Regions from separate parts of the Homo sapiens genome. Here regions 2 and 3 are each linked to region 1. A link is an interaction called in ENCODE POLR2A ChIA-PET data of the cell type or tissue named here. Cell type or tissue: CD4-positive, alpha-beta T cell. All regions are shown on one strand. Links, peaks and the distances in the headings refer to the core of each region. The heading gives the core; the rest is flanking DNA. Region 1 holds the start of LOC124904833 (small nucleolar RNA U13). Region 2 overlaps LRRC8C (leucine rich repeat containing 8 VRAC subunit C). Region 3 has its middle 21 kb from the start of LRRC8C-DT.

Region 1 (10,025 bases), core at 1,724-6,723:
GGAAGTGTCAGCATTGCAGAAAAGAATGCAAAACCAGGAGGATCTCATGTGAAGGGCTGGCTGCCTAATGGATAAGAAATATGGCCAGAACACAAGGAAGGAGACTGGCGAGTAATAAAGCTGAATTTAAAGGCTCTCAACAAAGCCACCTTCTCTTGCAGGATTACCACTCCTCCTGCTGCTCTCAGGACAATTCCTGAGCGCGCTGGTGAGAGGCTATGTTCAATCATCCCCAGGGTCCTTCAGCTCTTCCTTCCCTGTTGAAGTAGAAATGAAGATCAATTTTACTTAAGTAAACATTTGGTTCTCACAGCCATAAGAGAGAAAGTTCGGTTCTCAGAGAAGTACGTACAACTTACTTCTCTTAAGACAGCTCCGTTTTCCTAAAGACAGTTTATGAACCCCCAAGAACCTACAATGTTCCCTGGAGCCAGTTTAAAGTGTTGAGTCCTCTCTGGTTCTAGGATTCTAGAAGGATCAAAGTTTATTAACAAATCATATAGCAACTACGACTGCCCAACTTTTCCACACAGTTTCTTCTCCGTAACCAGATCATGTTAATGTAATTACTATCAAAATTTAAATAAGTTTTTTTCATAGACATAGACAAGCTTACTCTAAAATTTATATGGAAAGGGAAAGACCCAAGAATTGCAAAAAACAAAAAAAAAAAAAAAAAAAAAAAAACTTTAAAAACAAGAATAAAGTGGGAAGAATCACGCTTCCAAATGTTAAGGCCCTATATATAAGTGCTGTATCCAAACAGTATGGTATTGGTAGAGGGAACAGGCAAAGCAATCAATCAGTGGAACAGAATAGAGAACACAGATATAGACCCACTCAAAATTCCCATTAATTTTAGACAAAGAAGTAAAAGCAATGCAATAGAGGAGAAACAGCCTTTTCAATAAATGGTGCTGGAGCAATTGGACCTAAACCAATACCAAAATTAACTCAAAATGGATAATTGACTAAAACATAAACATACAACTATATAAGAGAAAAATCTTTGGGGTGTAGGACTAAGCAAAGTTCTTAGACTTGACACCAAAAGCATGAGCCATAAGAAGAAAAATTTATAAATTGGATCTCATCAAAATTAAAAACTTCTGTGAAAGACCTTGGACAAAGGATCAAAAGACAAATTACAGACAGGAAGAAAATATTTAGAAATTACATCTCTAAGAAAGGTCTTGAGTCTAAAATATATAAATAACTCTCAAAATTAAGAAAAGGACTGCTTTTGTTTGAATGTTTGTGTCTCTCCAAAACTCATATGTTGAGATCTAAACCCCAAGGTGATGGTATTAAGAGGTGGGACCTTTGGGAGGTGATTAGGTCATGAAATGGAGGGCTCATGAGTGAGAACAGTGCCCTTATAAAGGAGCCCAAGGGAGCTTATCTTCCCTTTTCACTTAGTGAGGACGCAGGGGAAAAGAACTGTTCTAGGAAACAGGAAGTGAGCACTCACCAGAAACCAAATCCAATCTTGGACTTCCAGCCTCCAGAACTGTGAGAATTAAATTGCTGTTGTTTATAAGTCATCCAGTTTACAGTGTTTTGTTATAGCAGCCTGAGCAAGCCAGACAAGGGCCCAAGGCCTCCATCAGCACCACGTTTTATGATATGTGTTCTGTGAACCATCTGACTTCGGATCTTAGAGGAGGAGGTAGCAGAGGGATTGGTAAAATGCCGATTCCCATGGACTGCTCCAGAAATTCTGATTCCATAGATTTGGGCAGGACCTGAGAAATCTGCATTTAAAACAAACTCCTTGAGAGACTTTTTTTATTATTATTAAAGTTTGAGAACTCCCACCATGGCCCAATCTACCAAATTATAAAGGAAGAGCATGCTGGGCATGGTGGCTCATGCCTGTAATCCCAGCACTTTAGGAGGCTGAGGCGGGTAGATCACTTGAGATCAGGAGTTCGAGACCAGCCTGGCCAACATCGTGAAACCCCATCTCTACTAATAATACAAAAATTAGCTGGGTGTGGTGGTACGCGCCTATAATCCCAGCTGCTTGGGAAGCTGAGGCAGGAGAATTGCTTGAACCCAGGAGGCAGAGCTTGCAGTGAGCTGAGATCGCACCACTGCACTCCAGCCTGGGCAACAGAGTGAGAGTCCATCTCAAACAAACAAACAAAAAAGAAGAGCAGCATTAGAAAGAAAACCTGTACTGGGACAGTTGTGCCCTAAAGGGGCAAGCAAAAAGAAAGGGAATAAAGACTAGCAACAACCCAGAAGTGCTGTGAACAACAGTTTCTAAGAAGTGACCATTCTCTGTATTTATTAGGATGTGAAAGAAATGAAGTTCCCTCTCTCACACACACATTCGAGAATACAAGTCTGAGGAGAACCTGCTCTGGGTGAAGAATTTTTTTTATAATTCTCATATTCATGCTCAAGGAGCATGCACTCCTAGGCATATATTCACAAGGGGCTATGAGAGCCCTGGAGAGACCAGGTACTCTGAGGGTAGGACACATACTTTAGCAACTTGGGGGACACATTCTCAAGCTGAAATGGTGTCTCTGGAGCCCATACGAGTTGTGCCTGTGGGGGCCCCACAGACAGGGACCCTTGGCATTGCTGATAATTGAAGGGTCTGCCACAGAGGTCTCTAACATGACTTTCTACCACCATCTTTCCTGCTCACTTGCACATCAATAGACACACAGGTATATTGAGCAGCAGCTCTTCCTCACCTTGTCATCAAACAGTCTGTTTCTGCCTTCACCATTTTGCATCTGACCTTTCACAGGTAGCAAGAGAAGAGTCTAAGGAGCAGCAGGCAACGTGCTGAAGTGCAGAGCCAGGTCAAGGCTGGGTTTGTCTGAGCAGCTGGTGAGTAAGAGAGCTGTGACCAGGGCTCTGAGAAATATGGACAGGGGCCAGCCTGACAAAGACAACAAAGAACTGCCCAGGGGAAGGTGAAGAAGGTAACTGTCAACCCTTCAAAAAGTGAAATGGCGTTAGTAAGATGAAGGCCAGCCCATAAGAGATGCCAGCCAAGATGGAATAATGCGCAGATTTTCATCTAAGGGTGGGAATGACCTGTCGGCCTGATCCAGGCACACTGGCTTCTGAGATTCCCTTCCTAGCCCTGCCCACACACCCCCCACCCGACGCCCTTTCCCCAGCCTAGGTCCCTGAGTTTCTCATTCGTTGCTCACTTGTGTCTATTGTATGTCTTCTTCGTCAAAATCGAGCAGGGACTAATTAGCGGTGAAAGCAGAGACTCCAGCTCATTTCCGTTCACCTCATTATTTGTTTCTCTTTTGGGCTGAAGCCAAACAACAATCAAACATTAACATTCCCCCTGCAGAGCGGGCACACGGACACATGGGAGCATGTTACACACACCACACCCTCACAGCGTGCACACATGCACATGCACACACACACACCTGCTCCACTGCTATTCGGCTGTGCGAGGTCTCTGCGGCCCCGCTGTCTCCGGGCATCTAGGGTAACATCTCTTTCCATTTCAGACCTGGGACTGGTCTGAAACTGTATAATGGAATGGCCCTGGGCAAGCAGGGAAAGGACGTTGGGAATTTCCGGAAGCACAATCCCCCTGGCCAGCACTGGTGTTAATTAAGGGCGCTGCTGGTGTTTTGCAGGCAGCTGTTTCCTCCTCCGGCCCTCCTGTTCCCCGGGCCGCCTGGGCACCGGCGCCTGCACTCTGGCATTCATTGCTCTACCGTAAGCCTTGTTTCTAGCCGTTTTCAATCAAGTGGGAGACTGTCCAAATTTCCGTCTCAATGAAAATCAACTGTTCTAAATCTAAGCTCCCATTAAGCGTTCCAGGGGCTGGCCTGACTTGGAATTTAAGCAGCAGCGCAGCCCTCCCTGGAGTGAGCGGCGGCCGGGGCTCCAGATAAGGCGGGCCTGCCTCCTAGTGGCCAAGGTGCTGCAGGGCAGCTCTGAGGGCTGGAGGGCTGCGCAGCCGCCACCCGAGGACACGGGGAGGAGGCACAGTAAGAGAATCCTTAGAGCCTAACGCCCCCTTCTCCGTCGCTCTCGAGCCGCTCCAGTCCCCAAGTCCCATCCCCTTTCCTTCCCCGACATCTCTCCTCGTTGCCTCACTCTGGCTCCGTCGAACTGCAGTGGTCTGTTAGCTGGACTCTATCTCCAGCTTCTGTATCGAATCCATGCACCTCGCTGCCAATTCGTCTTCCGGACGCTCGTTGTCAGTCCTCTGTGATCTCTAATTAAGGCTCTGCTGAGTCTCCTCTTTATCTATAGGGAGAATCCTCAAGCGGGGAGACACACCCTTCCTGCAGAGGCGTATCGCCAGCCACGACAAGGCGAGCCGCGTTTCTCCCCACACTCCCCAAAAAGGCGATGACCCTCCCCAGGCCGCGCTCACGCTGAACCCCTGTTGCTGAGCTGCAGTTCCTGGAGGTGTCCTGTCCTCAAATGTGGGGATGCGGGGAAAAGATTAAGAAGGTAAAAGTTCAAACCAGGCAAAAGTTCAAACCTCTTGGCACTCCACAATGTGGCCTCAAGCTTCCCTTCTAGCTTTAGTGCTAGAGTAGAATGAAATGAAGGGTTGGAATGCCAGGTGTGCTACGTTTTAGTCATGGAACTGTATGAAAGGTTCTAAATTCTAAATGTCTTTACAGGGTTGTCATGGAGACTAAAAGAGGTCGCCGGAGTATCAAATTTAGCACAATGCTTGCCACATAGTGAATGTTCAATAAATGGCAGCTGTCATTTTCCTTCCCCCGTTAGAAAGACAACTGGTTTGCTCACAGTTCTGATACCGGCCTTGAACTGAACTTTCCATCTCTGCACCTCGGCTTTTGACACCCTATTTGCCTGGAGCGTCCACTATCACCACTTTGGTTAAAGCTACTGTCACCTCCTGCAATAGACTAATTCATCTCCCTGCTCCTGCCCACAGTTATTTTTAATCTAGCCACCAGAATTTTTTTAAGTGTAAATCAGATTATGTCACTCATCTGCTCAAACCCCTATTGTAGCTCCCTATTTCACTCGGTGTAAAAGCCAAAGCACTCACCATGTCCTGGAGGCCCTACATGATCTGGCTCTTTTCCCCCTTCATGTTATTTCCCATACCTTTCTCCCTTGTTCACTCTGTTTCTTCCACAATGACCAATTGCTTTTGCTGGAAAGCACCAGCAATTTATTAATAGCCTTTGTGTTGGCTTTTCCCTCTACCTAGAATATTTTCCTCACATACCTGCATAGCTCTTTCGCTTACTTTTTCATGACTTTGTTCAGTTGTCACCTTCAAAAAAAAAAAAAAAAAAAAAAAGCCAGCCAGGCATGGCGGCTCATACCTGTAATCTCAGCACTTTGAGAGGTGAAGGCAGCAGACAGCTTGGGCCCAGGAGTTCCAGACCAGCCTGGGCAACACGGCAAAACCCCATCTCTACAAAAAATACAAAATATATTTTTCGTAGAGGACGGTGGCACACACCTATAGTCCTAGCTACTTGGGAGGCAGGAGGACTGCTTGAGCCTGGGAGGTTGAGGCTGCAGTGTGAGCCATGATCATGCCACTGCACTCCAGCCTGGGCAACAGAGCAAGACCCTGTCAAAAAAACAAATAAATAAAAGCCAATCCTGACCACATATTTAAAATTTCAAACTGCTCTACTTTCCCCCAGTACTTCCAATCCCCTTTATCTTGCCCAACTTCTCCTTTTCCATAGCACATACCATATTCCTTACTACCTTCTAAAATAATATATATAACAAAGCCAACCATTGGCAAATAAATCTCTCATAATTTGCTGATGGGAGTGTAACTTGGTACAACTACTTTGGAAATCTTTTAGAGAGTATCTACTAAAGCTAAAAATACTTTATTTTACTCTTGTATATAAATCCAACAAATTGCAAATCCAACAAAAAGGAGTACTTTTTGTCAGATTTATTTTGGTCGGTTCTGTAAATATAATATGTTATATAATATATAATAAGATATATACTTATATATTAGTCACCTACTCATATAGCTATATAATCATATAATTTATGATCTAATCATATCACATATAATAATCTTAATTACTTTAATCATTTCACTAAACTAGGAACAACCCAAATGTCAATCTACAGTAAAATGAATAAATTTTGATTTTTTTCAAACAATAAGTACACAGCACTAAAAAATAAGTTATTCATGGTATTCATTAACAACATGAATGAGTCCAGAATCTAATATTGAGCAAGAGAAGTTGGAAACCAAAAAGTACCTCCTATATGATTTAATTGATTTGAAGTTCAAGAAAGGCAAGACTTCAATGATAGAAGTCAGAATAGAGCTACTTATTTCTCTAATTGGGATATAACCTAATCTTTCTGAAAACAGGGAGAATATTCATCTTGCAGGACTGCTGTGAAAATTGCAGATAATATATATCTAACATCTAGTACCAAGTTCCTAGCACAGAATATTTGCTAACGAAATTATTGTTTGTATTCATGTGTGTTCTTAATTCATGTTAGTTTGATAATTGCTAAGTAAAAAGATAGTTTTACTCAACCCAAAGGTTCTGGTTGCATCTGCCATTTGTTGCCACCCAATAGCCATATCCCTTTTATTCCTTACTAATAAAATCCATATTCTTTCTCAGGACAGCTATGTGCCCAGTCCTGAAAGATAAAGCATGACAAGTCTAAGCCAATCAACAAACTCTCATACCCTTTTGCCAGATATTCACTTTCCCAACTCCTCCTTGCAGCTAGGGGTGCCCATGTGCCCAGTTTTGGCCAATGAGATTTAAAGAGCAATTCTGATAGGTAATTGCTTAGGAAAGATTTCTCCTCTTTACTGAAAAGAGATAGACACACACTATCTAGCTGCCTCCTGTTTTCTGCCTTTGAACAAATGATTCCCAGAGCTGTGACAATCATATTTTTACCTTAAGAATCGTAAAGATAGTGACAGAGTCCTAAAATAACAGAGTTATCAGTCACCTACCTTCAGACTTTTTGTTCTAAGAGTTAATTATCTTTATTATTTAAGCCACCATTAGTTAACTATTATGTTACATGTAGCTGAAATCATTCCTAACTGTGACTGTTCCCTTATAAATTACTAGTGTACAAAAGAGAATCATAAACTGATAAGACATCTTACTGGGCTCTCTTTAATTTTCCCAGTGTCTTCATGGTCCTTTTTTCGTAAGTCTCTTCCTTACCCGTTTACTAAAATGTCATTTTCTAGTCAAACATCTTTCAATGGCATATGAACTCACTAATAAGACCAATAACTTTCCAAAGGCCTTTAGGGCTAAGACATACATTTAAAACTCAGGGAAATTCTACACCGTTGCTGACTCCTGTTGGAGGTTGACCAACTGCTAAACTCTGACAGTAACACATATTAACCTGCATTTGCCCACAAGCACACCAGTGTGCCAATTCTGTAAATGTAAATACACTGTGAGCAGGTGGTCCATCCAAGCAGGGCTCATTCCTGGTTGGCAAGGCAAATTACTATGATGTTAATGAAGTTCTAGGACCCCTCCCTTTCATGAGCCCTTTTCATGCTTGGGGCCCGAGAAATGTGTTCCCATAGTCATAAGCTTTTGTAAAACTTGGGAGCTATGTTAACTACAATCGGTTAAGACCTCTGTCTCTTTCCTCTCCAGCTTACCCTCTGTTACACTTGCTCTTCTGTAGGGTGGTCTTTTTGTTTGTTTGTTTTGGAGACGGAGTCTCGCTCTGTCACCCAAGCTGGCATGCAGTGTCATGATCTCAGCTCACGGCAACCTCCGCCTCCGGGTTTCAAGTGATTCCCCTGCTTCAGCCTCCCAAGTAGCTGGAATTACAGGCACGCACCACCACACCCAGTTAATTTTTTTTGTTATTATATTTTTAGTAGAAACGGGGTTTCCCCATGTTGGCCACGCTGTTCTCAAACTTCTGACCTCAGGTGATCCGCCTTCCTTGGCCCTCCAAAGTGTTGGGATTACAGGCATGAGCCACTGCGCCTGGCCAAGGGTGATCTTAAAGAGGCAAGGGGTGATTGGATTCAGCTAAGGGGAAGCTGACTTGAAAAGGCATAGAGTTTGGGTTAAGAAGATTATTTTTATGTGGTTCACTTCCATATCTAAGTTATTGTTAGCTATCGTGGTGCAGGAATGGCTTCCAGCAATATTTCCAATGCTCCTTTGCTGCTCAGCCAATATCTGACAGACAGGTGCAATGCTAGAGGTCATATTGTGATTTGAATGTAACCTATTGCACTTGGCATTGGAAGTCTGTAGGTAATCACGTAGACAAAGTTTTCAAAAGTATGAACCCAGAAGCTAGCCTGTGGAAAATTCTGCCAATCTTCAGTTATGTAAAAGTCTGAGCAGAGGATTTAATTCTCAAAGACGCCTGATCAAAATGGAAGTTCTGTCCTGTTGAGAATATACATGATAAGCAGTGTATGCAATTATAAACCCAATATTTTTTATTTTTTGAGGTAAATCACACAAAATAGAATTTATCAGAAATCCTGTGATTGTAGGACACAGACCAGTGCCAGGTTCACAATGACTGTGCCTGTTTGTTTAGTCATGTATTTTATGCATCCCAACATGTTGGATCACATCGCATCCTAAAGACAAAGAGCAGCTTTAGACAAAAGAGAATGAAAAAGTATTCATCAATGAATCACAACAACCTAAAGAAACATTCCAATGATAAAATCACCACACATATTTATAAAATAAGTCCATGTACATAGTATAAGAATAATGACAAGTAGGTAGCTTAATGCAATGATGTTTAAAATCTATTTTACTTACTCTTCTATATACCTTAATTTCATGTAGCTTTGTGTATTTATTCAGAATTATTGATTATATTAAAATTCAAAAGAATTATAAAGGTATATATAAGGTAATTCATTAATAAAAGAATTGCATAATTTGTCCTGGACTTTTGATGTTTGTGGTATATTTGTCAACATTTTATTCTTTTTTAATTTTTTTTCTTTCATGACAGACAGGGTATGTGCGGATGTTGTAACAGGGTTTGAATGAAGCACGTCTCACACACCTCACATGTGAGAACCCAATCATCACATTTATGAACTACAAAAGGATTGGCATTTTAAAATTTGTAATTTGTGGATTTTTCTCATTCCAAGTAAATAGTTGTTTACATACCCAATTTTTTATCTTTGTTTTTGTTTTAATTTTTTATTTCTTTTTTTATTTTTTATTTTTTCTATTTATTTTTTCTATTTTCTACAACCAATTTTTTATTCCTAACTTTGCGTTCTTTTTCTTAAAGAAAGCCTCTGCCAAATTGTGTAAGCTCCTACACAACGCATAACTACCCCTGGTGATCAGGCAACAGTCACAATCAGTGAAGGCTCCAAATGATATTTACCAGTTTGGTTACTTTGGAAGTACTTTCAACGTCAGGCTTTAAAAGGGCAAGAATATTAACTGAGAAGAATTGAAGCTACTTTATTGAATGCCCTACATGGTTTGTTAAGTGAACATAACCTAATATTAAAATAGAACGCTTCTCACCTCAGAAGCGTCAGTCCAGAGGGACTGACATTGTGGCTCTCAGGTACCAATGTGCGCATGGGACAGAACACCATAAGAGTAATCTAAAACAAAACAAACCCTGATGTTTGGGTTTGGTTGCAAATTTTAAGGTCATTTATCCAAGGGCTTCTTTCTCTCTTCAAGAATAGAAAAGATTTTTTGGAGAGTAAGAAGAAAGAAGAAAGATTCTAGTGAGAAGGATTTTTTGGAAAAGTTTTTGCTGTAAGCCTGAAGTCCTGTATCTCAAGAGGAAATAAGGGGTGAGGGGACACCTGAACCTCCCTCAGGTTTTGAGGGCCTTCAACACGGCCATTCTGAGAGTCTAATATGTGTCACCTGAAGTTTGAAAGACCGTGAGCTGAGGGCTGATTTCTGCCCCAGAAAATGTGCAGAGTAAGAGAGAAGCTGGCCAGTTGTGTTGAGGATGATGAAGCCAAAGCAAGTAGCTGCTACACCTGGGAAATTCCCGCAACCCCAAGGCCCTGC
Region 2 (10,526 bases), core at 3,211-8,210, 110 kb before region 1:
AACTCATACCTTGTTGGAATTTAGATACACAATGAAATATGAAGATAAAACAATGGGAAAAGAATCAGAAGACCATCACAGAGTGGGTTAGAGCATTGAAAACAGGATCTATGTGGGAAAGATGAAAGGAATTGAGATATTGCTGCTAAGATGGGGTCCAGGAAAAAGTTAGTAATTATTTCCAGGGGTATGAAAAGGTCTCTGAATCTGAGGAGCAATTTTGCATCTCTTCTGAAAAGAGATAAGAGTTTAACCTGCTGCACAAAGATTTTGGTGGTTAAGAATAATAATTTTGAAGCTTCAAGTAATCAACCTTTTCACAAATTTGCATAGTGGCTGGGTCTCTGGGATATCTTAAAAATAGAACAGAGTTGGGGCTCTCTGTCATGGGTTTAGTGTGGTCTTGCCTGAAGGTTTAATCAGATAACCCCTTATGATCAGTCTTGCATTATCATTTAAGACCACACTAGGTACGAGGCTCTCAGCGGTGGATCAAAGGGAAAATAAAAGAGGACCACACTGGGTGCAGATCACCAGATCCACTGGCTTTCTAGGGGATTAAAAAGAAAGCCACTGTCCCAGAGGACTTACTCTATGACAGAAGGATAGGGTAAACAAATATACAAGTGGCAAGTTACGGGGTCGCAGTATCACAGGAGAAGGGGGAATCGTTGCAATATATAAACATCTGAAAAGGGACACAATTAAAAATACAGCTCATAAGGCAAAGATCTGGAGGAGGTGGGGAGACACAGATATCTATGGAGGAGAGGTCTGAGAATAGGGGACAGCAAATATAAATATGTTCCCCTGGCATTATGGAGGAACAGCAAGAAGGCCAGTGTGGGTGCACAGCTCTGAACAATAGGGAGAGTGGTCGTTAAGAGAGGGTGCTGTAGGCTCATGAAGTGTCTTGTCCACCTCTACTCTGAATGAGATGAGGAACCATTAGAGAGTTCTTAATCTGACTTGCGTTTTCAAAGGATCACTCTGGCTGTGGTATAGAGCAATCATTAGCCAACCTTTTGGTCTCAGGGCATTTGTACTCAAATTATTGAAAATTCCAAAGAGCTCTAACCCCTAAGAGCTCAGAAATGTAAATCTGATTATTTATTAATTTTAAAATAACAATAATGCCACTGAATGTTAACACAAGTAACATATGTTTTGAAATTATATTTTCCAAAACAAAAGAACAAAAAGATGTCAGTGTTTAAGTTTTTGCAAATGTCTTTAATGTCTGGCAATCAGTCTGTTCACTGTCATGTATCATGTAGCCTCTAGAAAGCTTCACTGTGCAGTCACAAGACAATGAATTTAAAAGGCCAATAATGTTTAGTATTCTTGTGAAAATAGTTTTGACCTCACTGATTCCCCAAAAAGGCACACTGTGAGAAACAATGGTAAAGAGTAGACTAACTGTAAGAGACAAGGATGGAACCTATTATAATAAAACAAATGAGACATGCTGGTGCCTTGGGTTATAGCAGAAAAGGTAGGGAGAACTGGTTAGATTCTAGATAGATTTTAAAGATTGAGCCTGCAGGTTTTGCTAACAGAATAGACCTGAATGTGAGAGAAAAAAATTAAAAATTGACTCCAAGGTTTTGACCCAGAGGACCTGCAAAGATGGATTTCCTATGTACTGAAATATGGATGGTTGTGGAAATAGCAGATTTGGAGTGAAATTAACAATTATTTTGGACTCGTTAATTTCAATCCAGCAGTATCACTGCTAGGTATCTACCCAAAGGAAAATAAATCATTATATCAAAAAGCTACCCGCACTTGTATGTTTATTGCAGCATCATTCGTAACAGCAAAGATATGGAATCAATCTAAGTGTCCATCAATGGATGACTGGATAAAGAAAATGTGGTATATATACACAATGGAATATTATTCAATATATATACACAATGGAATATTATTCATCCATGGAAAAGGATGAAATCATGTCTTTTGATGGATAGACATGATAGAACATGGATAGAACTGGAGGCCATTTTCTTAAGTGAAACAACTCAGAAACAAATAGTGTATGTTTTCATTGAGAAGTAGGAGCTAAATAATGTGAACACATGGACATAGAGTGGAATAATAGACATTGGAGACTTGGAAGGGTAGAAGTGAGGAGGCAGCTAAGGGATGAGAAATTGCTTAATAAGTACAATGAACATTATTCAGGTGATGGTTACACTAAAATCCCAGACTTCACCACTACCCAGTATAGCCATGTAGCAAAATTGCACGTGTACCCTTTAAATTTATACAAAAAAAAGAGAAATGTCTACTAAACTTCCAGTTGGAAATGTCAAGTTGGCAGCTGGATATTTAAGTCTCAATTCAGGGGATGGGTGTCTTACTCCCTTTATATTCCTCAATACTTTTTAAGGAGAGAATACATAAAAATAAATTTTCTGTGTCCTTCTATGTCTGAAATACACTATTTATTCTACTCTCAAATTTGAAAGTTAGTTTGGTTGGGTACTAAACTCTACATTGACAACCACTTTCACTAAGAATTTGAAGGCTTTTTACAACTATTTTCTGGCATACAATATTGTTGGTGAAAAGTGTAATACTGATCTGACTTTTGTTTCTTTGTATGCACCCTTTTACCCTCTCTATTTGCTGCCTCCTCCAAGCTTTTAGGATCTTCTCATTATCCCCAATGTTCATGACAGTATGGGTCTTTATTAATTCATTGTGTGCTAGCACTTTAGTAAGCCTTTTTTTTTTTTTTTTTGAGACAAGGTCTTGCTATGTTGCCCAGACTGGATTTGAACTCCTAGGCCCAAGTGATCCTCCTTCTTCAGCCTCTTGAGTAGCTGGGATTACAGGCATGAGCCACCATGCCCAGCTAGTCAGCAGCCTTTTTAATATGAAGTCCCATGTCCTACAGTTTGGGAAATTTTTCTTGCACTCTCTTCTTGATACCTCTGTGTCATTTTCTCCTTTCACTCTTTAGTTAATTTCCATTATTCAAACATTGAATCTGGTGTCTGTATATTATTTTTCCCCGTCTGTTTTTTTTCTACTTTAAGATGAATTTCATCAACATTATCTAACCTTATGCTGATTTTTTCATTATCTTATTTTTAATTTCCAAGTTCTTTTCGGTGTGTTTATTTTATAAATACAGTATCTCTTGCTAGCTCTCTGAGAATATTAATTATAGTTGGGAAGTTTTTAAGTGTGAACTCCTGCTCTCTGCTTTACTTTCGGTTTTAGTGTGTCTTTATTTGTTCCTTTGATTGTGTATTTGTCTTATTTATATCTGTCTTTCAGTTGGAGGCATTCCTCAAATGACTGATGATCTATATCTGTGTCTTCAAATGTCTTAGTTTGTTTTGTGCTGCTATAACAGAATACCAAGACTGGATAATTCATAATGAATATAAAATTTTGGGCTTACAGTTCTGAAGGCTGGGATCCCAATATCAAGGTGCAGGCATCTGGTGAGGGCCTTCTTGTAACATTATCATATGGCAGAAGCCATCACATGGTGGAATGGCAAAGAGCTAGAGAGAGCAAGAGCCAGAGGGGGCAAATCGACTCCCAAGATAACACTAATGCATGCATGAGGGCAGAACCCTCAAGACCTAAACAACTCTTAAAGATCTCCTTACTACCCTTGCTAACATGTATCCCTTACTTGTCTGTTGAAGATGATTAATACTAAGCCTGCATCCCATCTCAGAGGTGGGGAGGAAGGTATATGGAGGGCTCCTTTAAGGACACAACTCCAAGTTGAGTTCATCTTTTCTGTTTATATGCCATTGGCTAGGACTAAGTCCCACACCATACCTGCCTTCAAGGGGGCTGGAACATGTACTTTATTATTACGTAAAAAGGAGAGGCTAAATACTGGAAAACAAGCAGCTGTGTCTCGACTGTGATGCTGCCATCTTACAGCGAGAGGTACAAAGAGCACAGGGACATTGTAGTAGCTCACAACAAAGATTCAACATGAGGGCTCTTTCAGTGAACTTTCCTGAAGATTGTATAACTCACCTTCCAAGAACTCTCCCTTGAGGGGACATGTTTATCTCACAGATTGCAGCTAGTTTCCTCAGCCTCAGCTGCTAACCATCCTGTAGACCCTATAAAGGCAGCTGTGTTTCTGGATCGCAGTGGTCAGAGGAACAGCCCTTCCATAAGCTGGCAATCTCCACATCATCGGGTCTAACTGCCTGTCAGGTGTGGGGTGGGGATGGGCCCTTGCTCTTAAGCACCTGTTCATTAACTTTATCATTATTGGTATTAGCTATCGAGGCTTTCTTAAAACTTCAGGTCATGCTCTAGAGATGCTAGGTACTGAGTAAGCTCAAAGAGTCACATAGTCAGTGGGGAATCTAGTAGAAATGCACATTTGAGACCTCTGGGTTTCCAGGCATGTAATTCAAGAATTGGGGCAGTTTGGCATTTCACAGAGTTTGGTTTCTATATATCCATGCAACAAGCATAGGTAACACATGGAGTTACAGATAATTGATTGGGAGGAATTGGCCTTGAGGCAATTCTTGAGGCAATGGAAAAAATAGCAAATGTTTTCAAGAGGACACCACAATTTGGGGGTACTGTTCGGCACTTTCCATGAACAGCAGATATAGTGGAACATACAGTAAATTGGATTTTTTAGAATCCAGAAGATTCCCAAGAGAGAAGCCTAGCTATTTTTTTTATTCAAAGTTTATTAAACAATACAAACATTGTTCTAAAAAGCAAGAAGTCTGGAAATATTTTCTTAATTAAATAATGTAGTTGACAATTTTCACATTTACTGCCGGCTACTTATCCAAGTGTGCATGATTCAAAGGGGTTAAATAACCTGCCCAAAGTCACTAGCTAGTAGCCATAGAGCTAGATTTCAAACCTACGTCTTTCTGGCTATAAAACATACATTGTAACTATTTCATTATATTATACAAAATGGTGAGTAGAGATGGCTTCCTTTTATTTTTATTTTTTAGATTAATGTGACCGCTTATGACTAAACTTAGAATTCTGAAAATGCAGATGTCCAATGAGGTAGTAGTATATACATCTAAGGCAATAACAGGAGTCTTTTTTGTTTGTTTTACTGTTGACATATATTGCCTTGGACTAAGGACTTCATATCACCCTAAGTGTACAAAACTGTAATCAGTTCATAGGAAGAGAATTTGTACAAAATTAAAATTTTGTATTAAAGTGCTATTACTATATTGTTGGTATCCTAAATAGCAACATATCCTGTCTTTATGAATGGTTTGCCTAACGTGGTAGTGGGCCCAGGAAGTAGTGACCATTGTGGTTTAGAAGATGCTTAGTATGGCTGAGCATGGTGTCTCACACCTGTATACCCAACACTTTGGGAGGCCGAGGCAGGCAGATCATGAGGTCAGGAGTTCGAGACCAGCCTGGCCAATATGGTGAAACCCCGTCTCTACTAAAAATACAAAAATTATCTGGGCGTGGTAGCACACGCCTATAGTCCCAGCTACTTGGGAGACTGAGGCAGGAGAATTGCTCGAACCCGGGAGGCAGAGGTTGCAGTGAGCTCAGATTGCGCCACTTACTTCAGCCTGGGTGACAGAGTGAGACTCTGTATCAAAAAAAAAAAAAAAAAAAAAGATGCTTAGTATAATGAAAAGTTACTAAGAATTTCTGAAAAATTTTCAGGGGACCTATTCTTCAAAAGAAGGGAAAAATTTTAAACCTGAACTGGAGTCATGTACATATTAGAATATTTTATAAACAAAAACATAGTTGATAAGACGTGTCATTAATGTTAAGCAGCAGATTTACTTCCAGAGGATCTCAGGAATGAAGTGTATGACTGTGTGTAACTTTACATTTACTCAGCTTGACTATGATTTGTTTTTTTATTGAAATATACCATGCTTTCAAAAAGCCCCCTTGTGCCACATCCAAGAGCAGAATAGGTTCTTTATATAAGGAAACCACAAATCTTGAAAACAGCAGTTTCCCTTGATGTTCTTTGGCCACACTACTGTTTGGTTTAACTAGCGTTTCTGGTATTGGAGTTGTTTGAGTCTCAGAATGACTTTGCTTAGAATTTTTATATTTCTGCCCGACCTCTTCCTGTTGACATATTTGAACTGAATCAAAATTATTTGAGTGATCATATAAGCATGTTAAATATAGCATTTGAAAACAGCCTAAGGGTCTGAAATATTAACTTATTCGGGTGTGTTTGCTTGGAAACCTGGAATGAAGACTGTTTGAAAATATATTTGTTTTTAGAATATAATCTAAAAAAGGCTTTAAAAATTCTGAGGCTCAGTAAAGTTTTAAAATAGTAATTATTCATATCTCAACATCTCAGACGCCAAGGCATTTTATGTAGTGGAAATGGGGCAGGTGGTAGAATCACTACATTTTAAAAATATGCAGCTATGTCCTCATTTTAAGGAAGATTATACCTAAATACCATTTCTATTTTTATATCAGGATCACCTATGAACAGGATTTAGGAAATCCTCATTATCTTTCCAAAACTACACAATTGATATAAAATTTAACATTTGTGTCATTATTTTTCATTCTGAGTGATAAACTATAAAATGTTTCTTGAAAATATGTATGTACCATATGCTGAAAACAGGCACATTTCTGACAGGGAAATGAACTACCTGTACTCTCATTTAGCTATTGGGTGAAGTGTAGATTCCACTGTTTAAATTCTTTAAAGTTTATAAGCGCCTGACCAAGAGGCTATAGAGCTAAAAGATTTATAGCCAAAGAATTAGGAGCCACTGCTAATGGAAAAGCAAACAAATTTTTAAAAAAAGTATCTGAGTATGTGTATATTACACTCTAAGTATGATATATATTTAAAAGTGTCTCTGATATTATAATGAGAGTTAATAGGAAATTTTAGGTTGTGTCTTCTCCAGGTTTTTTTTTTTTTTGTGTGTGTGTGTGTGTGTGTGTGTGTGTGTGTGTGTGTGTGTGTGTCTGTGATGAAGTCTTACTATGTTACCCAGTCTGGTCTCAAACTCTGGGGCTCAAGCAGTCCTCCTGCTTTAGCCTCCCAAGTAGCTAGACTGTGTCAGCCCAGCTATCCCAGTTTTTATGAAACACTTCTGTAAAGGAAAATACCCTTTCCTCCTAACTAATTCCTATATTCATTCAAGAAGGAATTCAACTCAGTTTTCAATTGTTTTGTTCTGTTACGGAATGTTAGGTTTAGTGACTTAGATTAACCAGTTCTAAAAACAGATTACCTGGGTTGTATGCAGGCCCCTCTGCTTACTGCTCTGTAACCCCAGGCAAGATATTGACCTTCCTAAGCCTCCATTTCTTGAGTAAGAGTAGGCTTATAGTACCTGGAGCCCAGAGATATTTGGGCGTTAAGTAATGTAATATGTATGATGCTCCTGACACTTCTAAGTACACAGTAAACCTTAGCTCGTGTTATGATGGAGGTGGGGTTTTCCTTTATACATAAAGAGAACTTCATTTTACAGTAACAGTAATTAATTGTTACTGTTAATAAAACTGTCAATAAAATGGTAATGAACTGTTACTCTAAAATAAAATGCTTATAAATATGGACCCCATCAGAACTACAGTTTTAATGTTCAAAGGATCATCTACATTGAGAAACTGTTTTGAGAGGTAAATCATTGCTGTACATGTGGACTAGCTCTGTGTCATGCAAAAGTGTTACTGCTCAGACAACTAGGTCAGGGGCTGGGCATGCCAAAATGAGCAACCTGGTCTCTGCCCTTACAGAATTTACAGTGTGGGAATGGAGATAGTTGAGAATATAAATAACCCAGGGGAGTGAAGAGGTGAAGAGAGCAAGTAGGAAAGTGTTGATCTTGGACTGCTTATGAAAATACTCAGCCACGGGCTTCCAAAATAGGACACTGCAGCTGTGGTCTGAGACCCCTTCAAATATTATCCAAGCAGCGTGCTCTTCTTGAGAGAGGGTGGGCTGTGTGGGGAAGCCTGACAGTCCTGATGTGGTGATCTGGGAATGGGTGGTGTCCAGGTAAGTATTAACCAAAGATGTGATATTAAAATATAAATTCATGGAGTACTGAAATCATTTTAAGTGAGTAAACCCTGCCTTTGATAGGCCCAGATAAAGCTCTGGTTTTTCCCTAAGACCTCACTTAGTGCGTAGCTGTACTTTTTATCACAAACAGAAGAAACAGATGTTTTGGGGAGAATAGGTCTCAACCTCACCTACATGTTGGAATCACTTGAGGACCTCTAAAACAAAACAAAACAAAAACCTCATGCCTGGGCCCCACCCCAGCGGTTCTGATTTAACTGCACCCAGGCATCAGTGTTTTTAAAACTCTCCAGATGATTCCAATGTGCAGCCAAGGTTGAGAGCCACTCTTCCTCCCTATCCTAGGTTTTATTTCCCCCCAGATGTTCCCTAATAAATTTCAGGAGACTAGCTCAGCCAAATTCTGTCAACAAGTTTTCCAATCAGAAGTTATTAATTTAATACCAGTCCATGTGTTTTCCCTTTGAAAACATGTGCACTTTCTGCATTTCAGTAAGTAATGTTGGCTCCTGGAGAAATACTCATCTTAAGCTCCTAGTGGAGCAAAAGAACCTTTCTCATCCAGCACCCTGCCTCCAGACAGCAAGCTCACCATCAAAACATGATTCACTGTCCTATTTTTCACATCTCCTTGGCATGACCAACCCTCAGATTTCGTCCTGTAACCATTTATTTGGTCATTTAACAATGGGTTGTTTCTTCCTAAATCTCTCATGCAGCAGTTTAAAGCCTGTAATGTGCAAAGTTGAAACATTTTGTATTTGGCACTGAAGTCTATCCATGGACATCCAGGCTCTGGACTCCTCTGGTAGCCTTTTGTATTCCTTTGCTTGTCTCAATTTACATAGTGTTTCTTTTTGTTTTGTTTTGTTTTCCAAGTTTCAGTTATTTACTAATCAGTGCAATCGCCAATAGATTACATCAACATGATTTCATGCATTTAGAGGAGAAGTATTTCCTGGTTAAGCGGAAAATTGTGTGGATGGCTTCTGGAAGACCTTCATTCTAAAGCAGCTTTATAGTGAAACATTTGTTAGAAATCTGGACCTTCTTTCTTCAGTTTGCTGTAATCCACAATTACTGAGTAGAACTTGTATTGATCATTGGGAGCCAGTTTGTTCCAGGGCTCTGGATTATTCTTTCTGTCCCAACTAACATCTGGATTGAACAATGCCAGACACGAGATACAGTGCTGCTCCAGTACCTCCAGCTCCAATGAATACAAAGAGGGAGATCAAGCTTAGATGCTTCTTGGACTGAGTGATGATGTGGTGGAGCATGTTTGCTGAAGAGGCCTCCGATTGGAAAGGAGAGAACCAGCCTAGCCACCAGGCTCTGGCCTAAGTAGTATCTCCATAGTGTTTCTTGATAGGTTCTGTTTCTACCACTTTACTCTTCTAATTAACAGATATCTGGTGAATGACAAATATGGGCCAGACACTCTTCTGGGCATTAGGGACAAAACATTTTGCAAATTGGGCAAAAATTTCTGCCCTCCTGGGACTTGCATTCAAGTGGGAGGAGAGAGAAAAGGAAATGCATAATTAGCTAAAATATATATAGTATGTTCAAAGGTGTTAAGTGCTATGGAGAAAAATAAGGCAGGGCAGGAGGAAAGGGAGTGCTATGGCTGAGATATGGTGTGATATTAAATTGGCTTTGCAGTATTATCTAAACAAGAGGAGGGTGAAGGCTTGGACCAGAGGAGTAGTGATAGAAATGGTGAAAAGTGGTTGCAATCTGGGTAAATTTCAGCAAGGCCTAAAGAAGGTGAAGGATTGAGCCCTGCAGATACCAGGAAGATGAGAATTCCAGACAGAGCTGTTGCAAATGCAAAAGCAGGAGTGAACCTGGGGTGCCAAGAAACCACTCTAACAGGGGCATCCGATCTTTTGGCCTCCCTGGGACACACTTGAAGAAGAAGAATTGTCTTGGGCCACACATAAAATACATTAATGATAGCTGATGAGCTAAAAGAAAAAAAATCACAAAATCTCATAATGTTTTAGGAAAGGAAAGCTTGCAAATTTCTGTTGGGTCATATTCAAAGCCATCCTGGGCCACAAGTGGTCTGCAGGCCACAGATTGGACAAGCTTGTGCTAGAAGGCCCAGTGTGGCTGGAGCAAAGCGAGTGTGCAGGAGAGGGCTATGAGACTGGTGTGGGGTGGGAGTGAGATTGCAGAGGGCCTTTTAGGACTTTTGTAAAGATTTTCGCTTTTTCACAGAGTGAGATGGAGAATTATTAGAGGATTTTGAATGGAGAAGAAACCCAGGATCATTCTGGTTGCTCACTTGAGATGACTCTCTAGGGGTCATTGGTAGAAGTGGAGAGACTAATCAGGAAGATATTGCAATAATCTTGCAATAATCTAATTGAGAGATGATGGTGGCTTGGATCGGGGTAGCAGCTAAGATGGGTCAGAAATCGTTGGAATCTGAATATATTTTTGTAGGTAAAACTTTTTGCCCTTATGTCTATGTAATATTTTT
Region 3 (10,526 bases), core at 2,626-7,625, 150 kb before region 1:
GAAGTAGTACTTTGGATACAGTCTTTGAGGGCATGGGTACAATGATGTTAAAGGAAGAAAACTGACATTTATTCTATAGATGGGGGAACTGAGGCTTGGGGAAGTTAAGTGATTTGCCAAAAGACACACAGCTAGTAAGCAAAGGAAACTGGTTTAGAATCTAGATCTGGTTTCAAAGTTTGTGTTCTTAAACAGTATGTGAAAACTCAACCACATCTGCATACACTACCTTGAACTAGTGTCCTTTAGATCTTCAGGGTATTCCCCTCCCAACTGTGTTAAGTTTGATGGCAGAATATCACTAGCCCTCATGGGGCCTCAGTTTCCTCTTCAGTAAATGAGGATAGTTGGGCTAAGTGACTCTAAGGCCACTTTTAGGCTCTGAGATGCTATGATTCTCTGTAGAATACAAATGGACTTTCTAACCTGGAAGTCAGCTTGGTCAAAACATGAGCGTACTTGTGTATTGGGCCTGAAAATCCTTCTCAGGTGTTGCAGTCATGATTCCAATACACACAAAAAGCTGGGAACTATTATCTTAGAGGTCTAATCATTTGTCCCAAATGAGTATTCAAATACACTCAGGCATCTAAGTTTTCTGAACTCATAGAAAGTTCCTGTTTATCCGAAGTCTACTTAAGTCACAGCAAAGTTTCCACTCATTCTCCAGGCTTTCCATGTTATTCCAAATCACACTGAAATAAAGTTCAGTATTGCATTACCCACACCTATGGCACCCAACCCCCAGGCCCCCACCACCTCACCCCATCACACAAGTCTCAATCAAGCATACATGCACTTCTCTGACACTAGGCTGAATCTTAGGGTGGAACACATCTGAAAATGTCTGTGTGGTTCAGAATGAACTCTGAAAAAGTTTCCGCCCATACCATTGAATAACATCCTGTTGTTTTGGCTTTTTTTTTTCTATCAAATCTGTGCAATAATGCCTTTGATTTGGCTTTCATTTACAATGATCTGCCTGATACCATTTCTCTGAAACATTCGGAACCAGATACAATCTTATTATAGTCAGCTACATAAAGTGGACCTTTCAGAGCATAAAGAAACATCTGTCCTCCATCTGTTGTGCCTGAAAAATAGGACTTTCAATAGAGCACTTTGTAGGGCACTAGTGCTTTTAATGGGCAAGAAATCCATTTCTGACTAAAATCTCAATAAATATATCTAAAAGAATATTTTCATCTTACAAACTGTCTTTCAAAGAGCACTTCAAAGGCCACTCTAGCAAAGTGGCATATTAAGAACATCGTCTCTAGACTCAGCCAAACCTGGTTCAAATACTTGCTTTGTGGATATACTGGCTGTGTGATCTTGGAAAGTTATTTAACCCTGATAATTTTAAGTTTTCTCGGGGATGTAAAATAGAATGCTAGCATCTACCCTGAGAGATAATATTTTTAAAGAGACTGGCACATGGTACAGCACCAAATACACATCAGCTGCTGTTCCTGTTTTGTTATTGCTGCTAATACTAGGAGCGGAATGGCCTGATTCCTGATGCAGCTGAATGAACACGGGATTTGGAATCAGAAAACCTGATTTTGCACTCTACCATTGCCACTGACTAGTCAGATGACCCTGGGGAAATCACTGAATGCTTCTCAACTTAGCTTCTTCATCTGCAAAACAGGGAAAATAAAAATAGCTATCTCACAGATAACAACTGTGAGGTTCAGATAAGGTGATTTACGTGAATTTCCTTTGCTAACTTCTAAACTCTGTACATATGAGTTCCTTGGTGATTGTTAGTGTTATGGGCTGAATGTTTGTGTCTTCCCCTAGAATTTATACATTGAATCTCTAACCCACAATGTGATGGTATTAGGAGGTGGGGTTTTGAGGGGTAGTTAGGTTTAGATGAGGTCACGAGGGTGGAGCCCCGTGTTAGAATTAGTATCCTTACAAGAAGTGACTAACAGCTCGCTCTTTGTCTGTGTGTGTCATGTGAGGACACAGCAAAAACTCAGCCGCCTACAAGCCAGGAAGAGGGCCCCCACCAAGAACTGAATCTGCCAACACCTTGATCTTGGACTTCCTAGCCTCTGGAACTGTGAGAAACAAAGTGTCTGTTGCTTAAGCCACCCAGTCTAGGATACTTGTTATCACAGCTCAAACTGACTAAGACCGTTAGTAACAACACCAGAACTGAAGAATGTATCAAATTTTCTTATTCAGAAATTTTTATTTACAAAAACCTTAGTGACGTGCTTAAGTAATTGTAGCTGATTTCCACTTAGTCACGGAAGTGAGGACTCTTTGCAGGGACTAAGGTAGCATCAGGTGCAGAACGTCTGCCTTTCCCAACAAAACTTTGTCATCACTGTGTACTCACCTTAGACCTGGTCTCTGTGAATGTTTAAAATGTGACCTTTCTGTTGGTGATGGGTCAGGAAAAAATAAGAAATTAAGAAAAATTTTAAAAACGTGTCCTGGTCTATTGCCAATGTATCTGAAGAGGTAGTGTTACGGGATCTTTGGGGTGTCACTTTTCTGGCCGGAAACCTCTGTGGCTGGTGGTGCCTTTGTCTGAGTTTTGCTCGGCCCGCTAGGCTTGTTCCACCCACTCAGCCTGGCAGGCTGCACTCAGCTCACGATACCGGTCTGGATCCCATGCCCCTAAGGGAGACTGCGAGTCAGGCGTGGAGTGGCAAGGGATGTGTAAGCGAGCATGGGGTCTGGCCACTGCGCAGTCAGACATGCCGGCTGCTACCACAGGGCGGGCAGCTCCACGTGCCAGCACAGGCACTGGTTCTCTGTGAGGCTGCAGCTGGACCAGGTGCACCACGAGCAGCTTCCTTGGCTGGCACCAGGGAATGTAGTGGCACCCAGAAACTTGGAAACATCAGGAACTGCAGAGCCCCAAAGAGGGAGTCAAAGCCCTGGCTCTAGGAGCTCCCAGGTCTGGGCTTCCCGAAGGGTCACAGCTCTTCTCTCCTTTTCACCCACAACGTGGCGAGCAAGGGGCATGTTTCAGCCCTGTTGGGGTTATAGATCTTTTAGCTTCGCCATTGGGCAGGCCCTGAGTTCTTGACCTGCGACCAGGAAGAATGAGGTGCACAGACAAGTGGAGGGTGAGCAAGACAAAGAGGAGCTTTTTTGAGCGATAGAACAGCTCAGAGGAGACCTGCAGTGGGTATCTCAGCCAGTGTTCAGCTCTCATCAGAGAGGGTAGCTCCTCTCTGCTAGGCAGGTCATCCTGATGAGTGTCTAGCTGTCAGCAGAGAGGGTAGTTCCTCTCTGCAGCTGGTCATCCCATTGTCTTCTCAGCTCTCAGCAGACGGGAGACACTGAGGTGGGTAGTTCCTCTCTGTAGCGGGTCATCCCACCATTTCCCCGTCCTCTCTCTATCCTCTCTCTGTCCTCTGCCGGAGTCTGGCTGAATCCAGGGTTTTTATGGGCCTCAGAGGGGAGGAAGTGTGTGCTGATTGGTCCATGGGTGGCCATGGGCTGGCCCAGAAAAAGCACTACAAGTCCTCCCTCCGGTCCTTGGAACTGGCAGCCTGGCCCTCAGGCTTCGAGTCCTCCCTGGTTTGAGGGTGGGGCTTCACTAGGCACCAGTCCCCTTCCACCCAGGAGCCAGTCGGCCTCCTGCTACTGTTCATGACACCCAGGCTGTTCATGCCAAGGGACACCTGCAGGCCAGCACCAGGCTGTGCTCAGCACCCGCCTCGGCATCCCTCCCCACTGTGCTTGTCAGTGCCCAAAGTCCAGAGGGGGCTGAGGCGGCAGGGGCCTGGCATGTCAGCACTGCCTCGTGTGTGTGTACACCCAGCCCGGCTGTGACATCGCCCACACTTGGCCTCAACTCCACCCTGTGATTGGAGCCAACAGCAGGGAGAGGCCAGGCAGTGGAAGCAGACACCTTCAAGCCTACGGGGGCTAACAATGGGGATTCCCAGGTCCCCTGAGAGTGCAGAGATGCCCGGGTCTGCAGCTGCAACCTGGGCGGCCGTAGAGGCGCCTGGGAGGGTGGGGCTCCTGCCTGCTCCTCGCTCCTGCAGGCTCCGTGGAACGCTGCACCACTCCTGGCCCAGCTCCACCTCGGGGCTCCTCTCTGCGTGCCCTTCTGTGCCCAACCATGCTGCCCCCACACCAGGGGGCAATTCAGCCTGGCCTCATCGTGGAGGCTCCCAGGGCAGCAGGCTCCAGGGGGCTCCCAGGGGCAGGCTCCTCCGGGGACTATCCACCTCCTCCCCACACCTCCCCACAGAGGCGGTAGGCAAGAGAGATGACACGGGGCCAGGGTAACAGAGTGGCAGAGGCTCTGGGCCTGGGAGTGGGTCCCGCCTGGCTGCAGCCAGTGCAATGGCAGCGGCTGCTCTGGATGGCCCACCACTGCCATCAGCAGTAAGATAGAAAAGGGCTGTCAACTTGCCTGCTGGGTGTTGTTTTGATGTGGTAAATGTGAGTTTTTCAGATTGTATCTCCCTTCCCTTCCAAGTGTATTCAAAACAACTAGCAATTCAGCTACTTTCTGCCCTTCTGCGTACCTGATCTCTTTTGTCCATTTTGTAGTATGGAAGTCACTGGGCTGGAGTTTTTTATACCAGTCAGACCTGCCTCCTCAACTTCCCAGCTGTGTTATCTTAGACAAGTCAGGCAACCTTTCTACAGCTCAGTTTTCTCATCTGCAAAATGGGGAAGAATAATAACCATGTTTCAAGGTGATTAAGAAAATTGAAACAACATATATAAAATTCTTAGTCATATCTGACACCCAATAGGTACCTATCACCTTATCTTCCTTCCCTTGAATCTTCTTCTTACCCACTTCTCACTCCCTATGCCTGATTATTGAGCCCTCTCTGGGGTCCTTGGTGAGATGATCACTAACAGAATCAATGGCTAATGGAGCCTGTAAGAAAGTGTCCCTGGGGAAACAATATTTGTAAACTAAAATTCTTGTTCCAGGTCTTATAAACACTTGGGGTTTTGGGATATTTCAGTAAAAACAATAGACTCCTACTAGATGTAGTTGCTAATTTAATATCTTAAGGTGCGTGTATGTGAGCTTGGATAGTCACAGAAAGTCTCCAGTAGATGCACAAAAAAAAAAAAAAAAAAACCCACCTGGTAACACCGTGTATATTTTCTCTGCATATCTTTTTGTATTTTTTTGAATTTCGTACCATGTGCATGTATTCCTATTCAAAATTCAATTACTTTAAAAATGCTAGTGATGTTGGAGTACGTTTTTGCTAGGCATTGTAGTAGGAGCTCCCTAATGACCTGGAGCCTGTTAATATAGCCACCAAAACTTTTTAGTGTACAGAGAAGAAAAACTGTAGTCCTTCAAGCTGAAAACCACTGTCTGAGCTAGGAGAGGAGGTTCTTACTTTGTGGCTTCCTTGCCATAGAAGGTTTGTAACCTCTTCCCTCAAGATTTGCTAAGTAAATCTTGTTATTTGTCATCAGTAACAGTAGTGATCTATACTGAGAGCTTACTATGTGTCAAGCACTGTTCTGTGTAGCTTCTCAATTACCTCAAGTTAATTATCACACCAACCTTGTGAGGTGAGTTGTATTTTTATTCTATATTTTATATTTTTAAACATTGAGTCTCAGAGAGTCTCTTAACTGGCAAGTGACAGAGCTGAGATTAAGAGCTGTTACTGTATAGTTTTGTTATAACAGACATGGGCTGTTATTAAAGCTAAATAAATTCATACATATGAAGTGCTTAGAAAAGCATTGGCTGTGGTGCCCTCCCTGTTAAGGGCCAGCATTAACATTTCTGGAGTTAGGGAGGGACTTTGTAAATTAGAAACATAATTGAGTCAGTGAAAGTACCAGGAGGTAATTGTAATCAACTAAAATGTAAATTAAGGTTCCATGTATTCTGTAATAAGGCCTAGACATTTTTCAAGATAGTTTTCCCCTTGTTTTTATTTTCTATGTGTGCCATTTCCTAGAAGACATCCTGCCACCAATTCCAAGTTGTCTGTGTCCTACTCTCAGCATTTTTATGCTTTTTCATCACAGAGAGATTTTTAACATAAGATAACATTTTTGGCCGGGCGCGGTGGCTCACGCCTGTAATCCCAGCACTTTGGGATGCCGAGACAGGTGGATCATGAGGTCAGGAGTTCAAAACCAGCCTGGCCAAGATGCCGAAACCCTAGCTCTACTAAAAATACAAAAATCAGCCGAGTGTGGTGACAAGCCCCTGTAATCCCAGCTACTCAGGAGGCTGAGGCAGGAGAATCACTTGAACCCGGGCAGCAGAAATTCCAGTGAGCCAAGATCACACCACTGCAAGCCAGCCTGGGCAACAGAGCAAGAACTCCGTCTCGGAAAAAAAATAAAATAAAATGACATTTTTAAATGTAGCCATTAGAATGACTACCCATTCAAGCAAACGTTTGTAGGTACAATATTGTTGGTATTATTGAATCTTTCATTGGTGGTTTTTACTGAGTGATGTTTCTACCTGTGGGAGGTAAGAGCAAGTGGAGCACTAAAGAAGTTTTTGATCCTCTGTCTCCAACATGTTCAGGACTAGTAGCCACATAATGGCTTGCTATATAAAGCAAAAGAACAAGTAGTATCTGAACCTGATGGACAGAAAACACACCATGTGTCAGCAGTCAAATATCAGACTCAAAAATATAAAGCAAGGAAGAAAAATACCCCCCAATTGCCTGTAGGACTGCCCTGTGCAATGTGATCACCGCTAGCCACATGTGGCTATTCAGGTCTTGGAATGTGGTTTGTTTGAATGAAGATGTTCTATAAGCATAAAATACACACTAGACTTCAAAAATTGGTTAAAAACAAAATAAAATAGATCAATATTTTTATTTTGATTACATGTTAAAAGGATATTTTGGCTATATTAGGTTAAATAATATATATTATTAAAATTAATTTCATTGATTTCTTTTTACTTTTTAAAACGTGGATGCTAGAAAATTTTAAATTACCTCTATGGCTTGCATCTTATTTCTACCAGGCAGTACTGCTCTAGAAGAAAGTCTAAACTTTACCTTGACCTGACCCTTAAGTCTTCAGTACCTTAGAAACATGAAGACATAAAGTCACTAAATTCAAGTCTGGAAATAGGGACATTTATTATGTACCTACTAAGAGTACAAAGATTAATAATTACCCGTTTTCCAACTCCAGCCTGTAACTACTGTTAAAAAAAAAAAAAAAAAAAAAAAAAAAAAAAAAAAAAAGGTGGGAAGAGGGGTGAGGGATGTGTACTTTCTATATTATTTATTCCAGTGCCAGGACTTTTTTTATCTTAAATTTGTGAACCTTTGAAATTCCGTTATATCGACTGCAAGGAAATAATAGTGTCCATGCTAGAAAAGCACAGAAACTGAGTTATTTACTTCTCAATCAGCTCAGCTTCTCACCATAAAGCATCAGGAGAGATTACTCTTATTTTTCTCGAAGACAAAAGCAGAGTCTCACTCCTGTCACCCAGGCTGTAGTGGCATGATCACAGCTCACTCCAGCCTCAGCTTCCCAGGCTCAGGTGATTCTCCCACCTCAGCCCCTGGGACTACGGGCATGTGCCACCACACCTGGCTAATTTTTCGTATATTTAGGAAAGACAGGGTTTTGCCACGTTGCCCAGCTGCTCTCCAACTCCTGAGCTCAAGCATTCCGCCTGCCTCGGCCTCCCAAAGTGTTGGGATCACAGGCATGAGCCATTGCACCCCGTCTGGACTTCTAATTGGCACCTCAAACTTAACATGTTCAAAGCAGAATTCCAGATTTTCCATCCCTTCCACCTGTTCCTCTTAAACTATTTTACATCTCAGAAAATTAGCATTCCTTTCTTCCTAGTAACCAGGCTAAAAGCTTTGGAGTTATTTCTGACTCCTCTCCCTCTCTTAACCCACATTCAATCTGTCACATATTCTTAAAGCTCTACTTTCAAAAGAATATGTTGACCAGAATTCGGCCACTTCTCACCACCTGACATCGATTACCCTGGTGCAAACCATTATGGAGTCTCCCTTTGATGACTTATAACATCCTAACTTTGTCCCATGCAGTCTGCTCTCACCACAGCAGCCAGAGTAACCCTGACACAACTTAGATCATGTCACCTCTGCTCCAAACTTTCCAGTATGAGAGTGACAGTGACTGCAGCCAAATTCTCTTTGGTGTTGCCCAAAGCTCTGCACTCATTGACTCCAGCCATACCGGACTCCTTGCTGTTCCTCCAAAACACCAGGGAGTCTCCCAACCTTAGGGCCTCTCCCAAAATGTTCTTTCTCCAGTAGCCACAGGCCCACCCTCACACCTCCTTCAGGTCTTTTTTCGACGGCCTCTTCACAGCGAGGACACTTCCCTGCTCCGCCTTTTAAAAATTTGTCATTGCCTTGTCCAAATACTCCCTTTCTCTGCATTATTATTCTTTATAGCACTTATCACCAGCTGACATATTATGTCTTCTACTCATTTTTTATTATTTGTGTCCTCTGAAATAGAATATAATCCCCACAAAGGTGAGGATTTTATTTATTTATTGCTATCTTTCTAGTTCCTAAAATAGTACCTGGCCCAAAATATATGTTCAATAAATATTTGTTAAATGAATGAATGAAATTTTCAGATGAGGAAAAATGGGCAGGGCCTGGTGGCTTATGCCTGTAATCCCAGCACTTTGGGAGACCAAGGCGGGCAGATCACTTGAGATTAGGAGTTCAAGACCAGCCAGGCCAACACAGGAAAACCCCATCTCTACTAAAAATACAAATATCAGCCAGGCATGATGGCATGCACCTGTAATCCCAGCTACTCAGGAGGCTGAGGCAGGAGAATCGTTTGAACCCGGGAGGCGGAGGTTGCAGTGAGCTGAGATCACGACACTGAACTCCAGCCTGGGCGACAGAGTGAGACCCTGTCTAAAAAAAGGGGGGGAAAGAAATGACGTAGGGAAGTTCAGTTTTAGCCCAACACCAATGGACTAGTAAGGTCAGGTTGACTCCTGAGGATTAGAACTCAGGTCTGACTGACTCCTGAGCCTGTGCTCATTCCAACTCTCTGTCTGGTTCAGGAGATAATAGGGGGGCTCCAATATCCAACTATGAGAGCTGACAGGCTGTAAAGGGCCATGGGGGAAGCACACACCAAGGTTCAAGTGTAAATCCTGCTAGAAATACTGAGCTAAAACAGAACAACAATTTTGGCAGCATTGTTGACAGTCCCTGAGATGAAGGAAAGTAATTTGAGGGCATCTGCTGAAACTTTCCAGTTTTAAGACTGGCTTTCATTATTTTTCTTTCAGCTGTAGCTTTCTCAGATAATGAATGTACCATATGTCTCTATCTCCAGGTTCCCATACAAATTAGGAAACTAAATGCCAGATGATTAAAACAGTTTTCTGCTTGTTTCCATGGGAAATCAACTGCTGGGAGCCCTCAGGAAATGAGAGGAAGAATGTGTTCAGCTGAAGGTGTTTGCTAGTGAGAACATGCACTCTGCTTGCAACCCAGGTACCAGTCCACAGACTGTTCAACATTTTGGCCCAGGTGAGACACCATCCTAAGCTGCCGGCCCTGCTGGTGGCCAAGTGAGACCATGGAGATCATTGTGCCCTGTCCTACTCCCTTGTGCCTCCACCACTAGGGGGCTGGGCACTATATGCCAGGTCCTTCATGTTAGGTCCCAGCCAATGGTGCCAGGAAGATTTATTAATGACAAACAGACAGTAATGCAGGGGCCCTAGCCTCATCAACCCAGTGTGAGTTCAGCATATTTTGAGCCCACTAGCAGGTCTTCTGGAAGACAGGGGACTATCAAGGATTCTTGCTAGAAGGGTCACTTCTGGCCATCTACAACTAGACAGAGTTAATTCAGGGGCGTGGGAACAGCATTCTGTAAAACACAGCCAAGTGTGCCCGAGGCAACTGTGCCAAGGATATCTCTAGGAGGCTGTGATTATTACTTGTTCCTGCTTGCCCCAGAATTAGCTCCAATTTGCCTGAAAGAGATAACATTGAAGAAGGAGGTTGCAAAGAGATTTCATTATTGTCTTGACAGTGAAAATCTCTGATTTGTCTGGGGAAAATTGGTTCAGGAGCTGACTCTAGTCTAACTTGAGTGTCGATAAATCTCATCCCACCTCTTGCAAATTTAGGGGGAAAAGACAACCTTTCTTGGCTTTATTAAACCAGAGTGTGACTTGGGCATGCCATAAGGAGGCTCATAGATGGAAACTAGGCAGTAAAGGAGAGCATAAAGTTTAAATTTGGACTCAGACAACCCTGAATGCTAATGCTTGTTCTTTAACTTACTATGAGATCTCAGGGAATTCTGAGCCACTATGAGTGCCTACAAAGTGAGGATATGAATACCTACTCCTCAGGGAGGTTATGTCTTCATAACTTATGCTATATGTGTCTTCATAAGCTTATGTTAAATAAGCTAACGTAAGTAAAAGCATTTGTTCTGAGCCTGCTAGGCAGTGGATACTCAATGCCTTGTGCCTTCTCTTTCCTTTCCCTCTGTTGCTATGTTTTACTGCCAAAATTGGAAACAGA

Evidence for each region. Peaks named below come from ENCODE experiments on the same cell type or tissue, not always from the same donor. Only the 100,000 strongest peaks of a DNase experiment are listed, where the experiment ranks them.
Region 2: POLR2A ChIA-PET joins it to region 1 with 10 read pairs; 9 of 35 experiments call an interaction of 5 or more read pairs at or near these places.
Region 3: POLR2A ChIA-PET joins it to region 1 with 40 read pairs; 12 of 35 experiments call an interaction of 5 or more read pairs at or near these places.

Annotation. Positions count from the first base shown.
Region 1 is chr1:89,759,236-89,769,260 of GRCh38, forward strand. It overlaps LOC124904833 (small nucleolar RNA U13), which reads right to left and starts at 9,083; the gene lies at 8,977-9,083. RefSeq lists an enhancer at 3,499-3,999. In CD4-positive, alpha-beta T cell, for the core only: a CTCF peak has its summit at 3,903 (motif pointing left); DNase peaks (open chromatin) are centred at 3,266 and 3,916; H3K4me3 peaks cover 1,321 bases; H3K27ac peaks cover 687 bases.
Region 2 is chr1:89,652,143-89,662,668 of GRCh38, forward strand. All of the region lies in intron 1 of LRRC8C (leucine rich repeat containing 8 VRAC subunit C), which reads left to right. It also overlaps the pseudogene LOC100505788. Among named protein-coding and RNA genes, the nearest start is that of LRRC8C, 24 kb to the left of the region's middle. RefSeq lists a silencer at 5,949-6,008. In CD4-positive, alpha-beta T cell, for the core only: no CTCF peak of the experiment used is centred there; DNase peaks (open chromatin) are centred at 5,959, 7,689 and 8,179; H3K4me3 peaks cover 1,315 bases; H3K27ac peaks cover 4,276 bases.
Region 3 is chr1:89,606,520-89,617,045 of GRCh38, forward strand. It overlaps a transcript of LRRC8C not described here. Among named protein-coding and RNA genes, the nearest start is that of LRRC8C-DT, 21 kb to the right of the region's middle. In CD4-positive, alpha-beta T cell, for the core only: a CTCF peak has its summit at 4,347; DNase peaks (open chromatin) are centred at 3,452, 3,832, 4,392 and 5,372; H3K4me3 peaks cover 4,057 bases; H3K27ac peaks cover 3,842 bases.